Regions from separate parts of the Homo sapiens genome. Here region 2 is linked to region 1. The links are chromatin contacts, found by Hi-C or POLR2A ChIA-PET in ENCODE. All regions are on one chromosome and are shown on one strand. The core of a region is the stretch at or near the end of the contact, and the rest is flanking DNA. Distances in the headings are between cores, read along the strand shown.

Region 1 (5,214 bases), core at 192-2,691:
TTGGAGAACCTAGAAAGAAAATTCATCAGCTTCTCAGTCTTGGTAACAAATAAATAGAAGGCAAGAGAGAATGGGAGGGAAATGACGTCAAAAGTAGAAAGAAATTTATGGATAAGGAAACCGAGAAATTACGATTACAGAAGGATCGATTCCATTGTTGGCATTATTGTCTTCATCAAGGCCGTGCATCCTGCAGGGTGAAAACAGAAGAAATGAAGTGCTAAGGAATATAAAAGAGTGGAAATGACATTTGTTGGACACTTTTATAGTCTGTAAATGGATAACTTGTGCCTCTGTTTGACACTTTGGCTTAAAACTGAATGGCTTATTTATTTAATCGGTGGAGACTGTGCAAATCCATGTATTAGAATAACTTACAATGCTGGTTGCTGAGCCTGAAAAGGTGTGAATTTACTTTTTAGTTTTCAAAGTTACGGCCAGGTGGGGTGACTCACTTCTGTAATCCCAGCACTTTGGGAGGCCAAGATGGGAGGATCACTTGAGCCTAGGAGTTTGAGTTCAGCCTAGGCAACATAGTGAGACCCCCATCTCTACAAAAATTACAAAAAAATTAGCTATGTGTGATGGCGCATGCCTGCAGTCCCCAGGACTACAGGGAGGCTGAGGTGGGAGGATTGATTGAGCCTGGGAGGTTGAGGCTGCAGTGAGCCATGATTGTGCCACTGCACTCCAACCTGGACAATGGAGCACAACTGTCTCTAAAAAAAAAAGAAAAAGTTTTGAAGTTATATGATGTGGCATTCAACCTTCTATCTGGGTTGTAAGGTTCCCAGGCAAGACATCAGCTATTAATTAAACACACTATTTTGACTGGGGGCAGAAATGCTCCTGTCTTGCATGATCTATCAATTTATTGATGGTTCAGGGACCTTAACTTACTGATGGACTTTTGCTTTATTGTTACTTTAGGAAAGTGTTAAGTATAAGGTGATAGTAATAGCAACTCGAGCCTCGCTCTGGTCTAAGTGCTTTGTGTGTATGAACTTACTTAAGTCTCACAACTCTTATGGGATATGTGCTATCCTGGCCCCTCTTTCATAGGTTGGATTGAGAGGCTTGCCAAAGGTCCCATGACTAGTACAGAGGGCACCTGGGATCTAAGCTCAGGGAGTCTTGTTTCCAGCTCAATCTCTTATCTTCTAGGTTAGCTGGATGGGGGTAATGTTGATGGGGAGCTTCAGATAATTTGAGGATTTTGGAGTCTGAACTGTCTGGGTAACTGTGGTTGTATGGAACTGGCCTTGGCATACCACTATCTATATTTGTCCCCTCTCTTTCCTCCCAATTCCCATGCTGCCTTTTCCATGAAGGTGTCTGCTTAAATTATCTCCCATCCCTCCCCAGTATGAAGACCACCTGCTTGCCCATGTTTGGCTACAAACACGTGCTGACGCTAACTGACCAGGTGACCCGCTTCAATGAGGAAGTGAAGAAGCAGAGTGTGTCACGGAACCGAGATGCCCCAGAGGGTGGCTTTGATGCCATCATGCAGGCTACAGTCTGTGATGTGAGTTTGGAGGACTTGGAGTGCCAGGTGTGGCTGGCATAGATCAAAATGGGAAAGGAAGTGACTGAACTCTGGGGATTTCTGGTGTAAAATGAGATGAGAACTAAGCAGGGCTTCCTGCAGTTATGAGTAGTAAGTTGCTCCTGATATTCAGCCTTGGCTTAGATCCACTCCCTGGCCTGAGCTGACATTTCTTTGAACCTCAGTGGTCTCAGATGTTCCCAGGGGAGAGCATCTTCCCATCTTCAGAGTTACTTCAGAGTTAAGGCTGAGTTAACTTAACCTCAGCAAAGTAGGCAGATGTTCAGATGAGATTTCTTCTAGCCCAGATCAGCTCTGTGGATGCACGTCAGTTTCTAGATGAGCAATGTGACTGTCATTAGAAGAGTTAAGTTTGGAGTTTAAGAAGATCTCATTCAGCTGCTTGAACTAATCAGCTATGAGACTGTTTTCTGAAGAGAATGAAACTCCTGAACTGGAAAGCTTCAGCTTCGGTTCCAAGGACTGGGACTGAGACCCTTGTTTTGAAGAAAAATAAGCTGTCCAGCCCTTTAGCCAGGGAGCACCTTGGGTCTCTGTTCTCTACCAGTGACATGGCTGAATTTGTTTTGTCTCCTCTGCCTTTGTTTTTTGTTTTCTTTTAACAGGAAAAGATTGGCTGGAGGAATGATGCATCCCACTTGCTGGTGTTTACCACTGATGCCAAGACTCATATAGCATTGGACGGAAGGCTGGCAGGCATTGTCCAGCCTAATGACGGGCAGTGTCATGTTGGTAGTGACAATCATTACTCTGCCTCCACTACCATGGTGAGATCTCTGGCACCACCTATGGTTTCTATTCATGATTGTGAGGGTTGCCCTAATCTAGGCAGAGTCTGTGTGAATATGAAAATGGCAGCCCCTCCTTCTGGGCAGGGTGCAGGGCTCGGTTCCAGCTTGCCCCTATCCCTTACCAACTGGACACCGTCATCCAGCATACAACCTATATAACCATTAGAGATGTCCCTGATTGTGGTGTTATCACTGCCTTCACTGTCACCAGCATAGCAGCAGCATCATGGGATCCAGAATGGACCCAAAGGATTTTTACAACCCAGCTGGAAAGCAGGTCTTCCTCTCCACTCTGATTAGCCCTTTCTTGGAATACCATACTAACTTGTGGTTATTGGAAGAAGACAGAGGAAAAAAAAGAGAAAGATTGGCCAGGCATATGATGGCTCATGCCTGTAATCTCAGCACTTTGGGAGGCTGAGGTGGGAGGATCACGTGAGTCCAGGAGTTTGAAACCAGCTTGGGAAATATAGTGAGACCCTGCCTCTACAAGAAAATGCAAAAATTCGTTGAGTGTTGTGGTTTGTGCCTATGGTCCCAGCTACTTGTGGGGCTGAGGCAGAAAGATCTCTTGAGCCCAGTAGTCTGAGGCTGCAGTGAGCTGTGATCTTGCCACTACACTCCAGCCTGAGTGACAGAGCAAGAACCACCCCTGCTTTTTTTTTTTTTTTTTTTTTTTTTTTTTTTTGATACAGAGTCTTGCTTTGTTGCCCAGCTGGAGTGCAGTAGTGCAATCTTGGCTCACAAGCTTCACCACCTCAGTCTCCTGAATAGCTGGGACCACAGGCATGCACTACCATGCCCAGCTAATTTTTGAAAACAGGGTCTTTCTATGTTGCCCAGGCTGGTCTCAAACTCCTTGGCTTAAGCAATCTGCCCTCTTAAGCCTCCCAAAGTGCTGGGATTACAGGTGTGAGCCATTGCTCCTAGTGGAGACCCCTTCTCTTAGAAAGAGAGAGAGAGAGAGAGAGAGAGAGAGAGAGAGAAAGAGGGGAAAGAACATAAAAGGCATGGTGAACAGGTCCTACGAGGAAAGATTAAAGGGCCAGAGTCATTTAGCTTGAAAGAAAGAAGGCTAAAGGATGATTTAGCTTATACATGAGAAAACTTCTTATAAGTTGTTTTATATGGCCATAGAAGGTTAAACAAGAGGAAAATATTTAAATTGAATCAGGAGAAATTACTATAAGCCATAAGAGAAATGTGCTGTAATGCTCTAGGTATCTGGGGCAGGTGTGAACTCTTCGTCTCCTAAGGACAATATAGCAACTTCCTCATCTAGGTGACTTAAAGGTGTACCTGTGTAAAGGCAGGAGACTGAGCTGAGGATCTAATGAGCTCCCTGCAAGGTCTAGGATCCCATGGACATGTTCACGATTCACCACCGCCCCCGCACAGTGTCCTTGAGTTCCTTGGTGTCAGCCATATCCAAGTCAAGCACTACCAGACAATGAGTCAGCAACATTTGACCCCTAATCTATGCAAGGCACTGGGCCAGGGGCTGAGGGAGGTAACAAGACTATGTATGGTTCTATCCTTGGGGAGTTTTTGGTCTACTTGAGGAGAAAGGATATATATATTTACAATAACACAAGATGCATGATTAGTGCCAAATGGGTGTGGCACAGCCAATGTGGCTATACGTATCCAAGGGAGGAAAGGTCATCATGAGCTGGGATGGCCAAGGAAGTCTCCTGAAGAAGGTGGGGGCTAAGCTAGGCCCTAAGAAAGGAGGAGGATTACCAACAAGAAGGCCACTCCAGGTGGGAGACAGTGGGCCAGATCACTGCTGAGTGGAAGAGGGAGAGAGGTGAGCAATATTTGGAAAGAAAGACTGAGACCACACGGTGGAGGATCACGAGGGCCAGGCCAAGGCATTTGTCAGTAGTTCCAAAACAGAGGCCTAACCCAGTCCCTTGTGCACGGAAGCAGCTCCATAGTATTAGTGCATTAAATTCAAGCAGGAAGAAAGAGGTGCTTAGTTTTGACACCACTGGCCTGTACCTCTTCGTCTATCCCTGGAGTTCACAAGTAGACTTCTGTGCTACTTACCCTTCTTATCTCACTGTCACCCCCCTTTTTTTTTTAGAGACAGAGTCTTGCTCTGCTGCCCAGGCTGGAGTGCAGTGGTGCAATCATAGCTCACTGTAACCTCCAACTCCTGGGCTGAAGTGATCCTGCCTCAGCCTCCCCAGTAGCTAGGACTATAGGCACTTACCACCACATCTGGCAAATAAAAAAAATTTTTTTGTAGAGATGGGGTCTTGCTATGTTGCCCAGGCTCTTGTCTCACTTTCAGCATGAAGTGAAATGGTTTAAGCACCACCACACTCTGAGCCACAGCCCAAGCAAGATAAGTTCTAAGCTTTAGACCCTAGAGATGTACATGAGACGTCATTAACCTCTACATCCTTCATTTTCCTAGGATTATCCCTCTTTGGGGCTGATGACTGAGAAGCTATCCCAGAAAAACATCAATTTGATCTTTGCAGTGACTGAAAATGTAGTCAATCTCTATCAGGTGACTGTGCCTTCGGGCTTCCTGGAGTGGGCCCTGTGATGGTGGGTGCCCCAGGTAGCCAGCCTGTGCTAGCATTGGATACAGTCCCCAATCAGGAAAGAGTCTCCCCTAATCCACTCCCCAGGAGCTAAAGATTGCACTCTGGGCCTTTTTCCTGCAATCTTGAACTTACTAGGTATGTGTTGGTGTTTGTGGTGGTGGAGGGGAGGTGGTGAGGGGTGTGAGAGGTTTCCTCTACTTTTGCTCAGGGCTGAAAAACTGCTAGATATATTCCTGGCAGTGACAATTGAAATATCCCGTACCTTCCTCCAATCTTCATCTCAGGACTCTCA
Region 2 (4,920 bases), core at 428-2,927, 430 kb after region 1:
GTGGGAAGAAACGGCTCTGGTCCTTCTACCCGTTCCTCCCTTGAGCAAGAGGCCTGCAGGACTTCTTGGTGGGGAGACTGAGATGAAACCTCATTTGGAGCCTCAAAGGTCAATGCAACAGTGGAGCCAAGTCCCCTGGGGTAGAGCAGCTGGAGGCAGCCAATGAGGCGAGAGGCAGGGGACCATGTCACTTTGAAGGGATGCCCATGCCAGGCCTCCAGCCCAGAGGTGAGAAGGTGGCCAGGCTGACTGAATAATGATCTTGCCCCTCCCCTTTCATGGGGCCCTTGGCCTTGTGGGTGTTGCAGGAGCCGAACTCTCCCTTCTCCCCACAGACAGCAAAAGCACACTGTGGATGGGAGGTGAGGGGGAGGATCAGGAGATGGTGTGAAAGAAATAGTTCACCCCTGCATGGGTGAGGGGGAAGGGAGAGGACAGTGCCCCCTGGTGCTGGCCTCTGTGTGTGCCCAGCACACACACACAACTCACATGAGGGATCAGAGAGCCCTATGCCCACCTGGACACTCCACTCCTTCCCAGACTGGCAAATGGTTGTGCCTGAGGACAGAAGCAGTGCAGAGGTGAGACTTCGCACAGGGTCTCAGGACTCCCTGCGTCCTCTGAGCTCAGAGGTGTGTGTCTCTGATCTCAGGTGCTGCCCTAGTCCCCCACAGTGGGCACAGGTGGGTCTCCTTCCCACGGATGGTCAAGCAGTTGCATTGTCACCACACCACCCTCCAGACTCACCCTGTCACATCACCCCAGATACACAAAGCACACGGACCGACCCAGTTCCATGCTCATCCCTTCCCCACCTACCAGGCTTCCAGGGACACCCACGTGCAGGGACACACTCCTCCCAACACACACAGCCAGGATCACAGTGCCACACAGGTGTGTCCCACGTGCCACAGGAACCGAGGAATAGTGCACACTAACACATGCATGGAAATCCCACACCCATATGCAGACGCGTACACTCCTGGCTCTGAAGCTGACCTCATTATCCAGTGGTGTGCTGGCAAATGTTTAACAACCAGCTCTCCAATGTAAGCTACCTCAGCACTGAGCACTGGGAAGAGATACTCATAATTGGCTCTTGAGAGCTGGCATGAGCCAGCTCCAGCCCACCACTCCATTATCCTTCATAGAAATCACATGATAAAACTTAAAACGCAGCTGGGCAGCCCCAAGGAGGGCTGCACCTGGGCAGCAGTGACTCATCAGGGCAGCTTTTTTCCCCGTGGGAGTGCCTCCCCTTCCCTAGCTTCACGCACCTCCCCACTCCTGTCTGGACCCCACTTCCTGCCCCTCTCATTCCTCCTCCTTCCTCTCTGTCACTCAGGGCTGTGAGCTGTGGCTGGTACTCAGGCACATCTCGTTCATCCTTTCTCTCTCTGCCATGGCTGAGGCCACCAGGTGTGGAGGGTGACAGGCTCATTCCTAATTCTAGTAGGCTTCCTGGAGGAAGAGGACACGGCAATGCCATATGTTACCAAAATGCTGTAGCTGTCTGTGCCTGGGCTGCCACTGACCTGTATCCACATCCTTGAGCCAAGTCCATTCCTCTTTACTTTCTTCTTCTGTCTGGTCATGAGGACAAGGGGTCTGGTTTACACTGAAAATTGTGAGAAGGGGAGGGAATTCTCAGCTTGCAGGGTAGCGAAGGAAGCCGTTTAGAGCCTGTTCTGAGAGTGAGCACCTCTGGTTCTAGCCGCACTCTGTGAACACTGTGCGGTTTCTCAGTGCTTCTGTTCCTCAGTGGACTAGGTGGTTTAATTTCCATCACGGCTCTGACATTTTGGCATTCTATATTTCTGAGATTACTCCAAACTCCACTCAGCAGGAAGCTTCCCTTAGAGCTAATCTTGATCTCTTTCCCTGTAGCTCATGAGGGAGGTGACAGATGTGGTTCGGGAGTATACCTGGGGGACTCAGGGGCCTCTGCTCTTGGTTGTGACTCCTAGATTATTCCTGCCAGGCACACATGTAATGGGGCAGGGGCAGAGAGAGAAGGAGAGAGAGAGGAGGGAATAAGGAAGGAAGAGAAAGGAAAGGAAGAAAAGAGGGAAGGAAAGAAAAATGAAAGAGGGAAAGAGAAAGGAAGTGAAATGATATGAAAGAAGAAAGGAGGGGAAATGAAGGAAAACAAAAGAGAAAAGCAAAGCAAAAGGGCTCATCGTGGATGCAGAAAGCAGCCAGCCTTGCCAGTAAAGTAGCCAGGGGTACATGGAGGGGATACAGAAGGCTGTTTCTGGTTGTTGCAAACCCTGTCTGTGTGAATCTGTAAAGTGGGTGCAGTTCTGGGTCTTGCTGAGCCTTGGGCTGGGTCGTGCTAGGGCAGAGTGCTCTGGGCAGGGGCTGGGGTCCGGGAGTCAGCCCACTCCTCTGCCCAGGGCCTCCTGCCACTGCTTTGCTGCTCCTTCTGAAAACAACTGAAACCGCAAAATTGGCTTGTGGTCGGGTGACTATCAGTCACTGCTATTCAGCTTGGCTTCCTAGGATGACTAAGGGGGTTAAAAGTCCCTCCCATTAGCCCCCCAGATTTTCAGGGGAGTCAGAGGCCAAGACAGAACATTGTTTTCTTTGGAGGCTTTTGCTAGGGTCTGAGTTCCCAAGTGGCAGGGCCTGCGCGCACTGTGTCTCGCAATGTCTGTGGGTTCAGGAGCTGGGGGGTCACCAAGGTGGAGGTAGCAGTATCCCTGGGCTTGCACACCCAGCAGCTTGGAGTGGGGAGGGGTTGGGGTGGAGGACGCCTGGGTCATCAAAAGAGTCTCCTTTCAACATGCCTCTTCTGGTCCCAGTTCTCGGGGTAGCTAAGCTGCTGATGCTGCTAGTGGGACTGGGTATCATGGGTCCCCTTGGCAGGGCCTGGGCACCAGCTAGGCAGCCCAGCTGCTTGAGCTGCAGAGAGTGCTGGAACTGCCCCTGCTGTGCTGAACATCCCAGGTGCTGGGTCCTCCTGATTCCCCATGGGGTTAGAAAATTCACAACCTGGGAGGCAGGAGGGTGGGCTCTACAGGGTTCTGTATTCCCTTTTAGTGGCTCTGAGCCGTCTTGCTCTGACTCGATTTCTCCTTGAGATGAAAGGCTTGGATTATCTCAGCACTGACCTTTCGCGTATCTGTGATGCTAGAGAAGAAAGGGAAAAGGCAACCACTTTGTAGACCCGCAGGCCCCCTCACCACACTGCCCGGCTATCCAGAAGGTCCTGCCCACATCCAGCGCTGCCCTCCTCTCTCTTTGTGACTGCCCGTGGTCTCAGTTTCTCTCTTTCCCTCTCTTTCTTTCTCCCTCTGTCCTGCTCACTTTCTGTTTAGGCTCCCTCATACTCCCCCCACCCCTGACAGCGAGGTGCACGTGAGTTCTTCTGATTGCTGACCTAGACCTTCCTAACCACTCCCCGGCTGGGTTCAATTTCCCCAAGGGGTGAGACCCTCCCCAAACTCTCCCACCTACATCCAGGGTCTAGGGGTGGAGTTTTGATATCTCTTTGAGCCCTCAAACAGATGGGAAGGTTGAGGGTCTGCATGGCACGTCTGTGACCTGCCCCCACCAGGCCGAGGGTCCTCTGCTGGGAGGAGGAGCCAGTTTTCTGAGAGGGAGGTGCCGGTATCCTCAGAGACTCCTGAATTCCCAACCCTTCCCTCCCGAGGTGGGCGGGTCTCCTCACAGGGAGGCGGAGGGAATCCGCTTAATACCCAGGGATCAATGCCAAGCGGGGGAGCGGGACGCCGATCAGACATGTGACTCGGGAGGCATGATGAGCACGTGCAGACCCAGAACGTGTGAAGAACATACGTGTGGAAAAAGTTTGTGTCACTGATAGGCACATCAGAGGCATGACACCTTCCTTCCCTCCTCCACCCGCCCTCTCCCTCGGGGGGCTAGAGGGCCCCCCTACATACCAACCACACACGTGTTTTAAGTGTGTGTGCACACGCACACATGCAGCCGTCTGGAAGAGCATGGCCGGGGAGCTGGGCTGGAGGGGTGGAGGGGGAAGGGAGAGGAAGGCAGGGTCGCCCCACCCCCACCCCGTGCCCGTGCCTACCGAGTGCCGCCTCCCGGTGGCTGGTGAGGTCTCTGCCCCCTTGACTTTTCCCTGCTTCGAGGAAACACCTCCCTTTAGGGGAAAGCGAGATGGTGAGGGGAAGGAGGGGAAGCACTGACTCTCGGCAGAGGCATGAGCCTGATTTTCCAGTCCGGGGAGGGGCGGAGGGAGATGGCACTGGGGACGCCCGGGCGATGGGGCCTGACTCAGAGCCAGAACCACAGGGCTCCTCCGCTGTATTGTCGTCGGGGAACTAGAAGCCACCAGGTTTATAAGAAACTGCAATTCATCTCTGCCCTCTTCCACCCCTCTGCAAGGGATCAAGGTTAGACTAGAAGAAGAACTTATAGCCCGGGGCAAGAAAGGGACTCTGCCTCAGGTGATTTTTTTGGAAGCCTTCCCTGGGTTTCTTCGAGAAGAAGGGCCTGCCCCAAGGGGGTTAGATCGTAAGAAGAGCCTGGGGCCAGGGCGTGGGGCCCCCCATTTCCCTGTTTGTTGTCAAGGAAAGCCCCCTCCTCACTTCCAGCCCGGAACAGGAGCTCCTAAGAGCTGTCGACAGAGCTACTGCTGAGGCTGCGGCAGGGGCATACAGGGATCCCCAGAATCCCAGGCAGTCTGGCTGGCATGGAGGGGATGAGGCAGCTGGTGGCTCCACTTGGCTCTGCTGCCTCACTCTTGGCCACTGGCTCACGTGTCCCAAGGTGAAAAGCAAGAGGGAGGAGAGTGCAGGTTCGATTAGCAGGAGGGCAGAGCAGAAGGTGTGATGAACTTAGGCGTGGGCAGAAAGACGGAAGCACTGCCTGGCAGGGCACATGCCCAGTGGCATTCTCTTCCCATTCTAGGAGCTGCCCAGGCCCCTTCCCTCC

What was found. Hi-C counts contacts between places; a loop is a spot of excess contacts on that map. ChIA-PET counts read pairs that join two places held with the same protein, here RNA polymerase II (POLR2A). Pooled maps may share reads with other maps.
Region 2: a loop to region 1 is called in a map with no recorded cell type, with 4 times the contacts of the local background. The contact joins two enhancer-like sites. A Hi-C loop is called at or near these places in 1 of 37 single-sample maps with no recorded cell type and 2 of 50 pooled maps. POLR2A ChIA-PET finds 5 or more read pairs at or near these places in 1 of 52 experiments (WTC11).

Annotation. Positions count from the first base shown.
Region 1 is chr17:47,284,895-47,290,108 of GRCh38, forward strand. ITGB3 (integrin subunit beta 3) reads left to right here. Exons shown (of 15, transcript NM_000212.3): 5 at 1,366-1,528; 6 at 2,176-2,337; 7 at 4,787-4,882. Among named protein-coding and RNA genes, the nearest start is that of ITGB3, 34 kb to the left of the region's middle. RefSeq lists enhancers at 1,366-1,415, 1,506-1,795, 2,206-2,255, 3,649-3,943. Within about 2 kb of position 1,442, at least 3 of the 41 ENCODE cell types and tissues checked have a DNase peak (open chromatin) inside an H3K27ac peak, as active enhancers do.
Region 2 is chr17:47,717,159-47,722,078 of GRCh38, forward strand. No RefSeq gene overlaps it. Among named protein-coding and RNA genes, the nearest start is that of TBX21, 14 kb to the right of the region's middle. Within about 2 kb of position 1,678, at least 2 of the 41 ENCODE cell types and tissues checked have a DNase peak (open chromatin) inside an H3K27ac peak, as active enhancers do.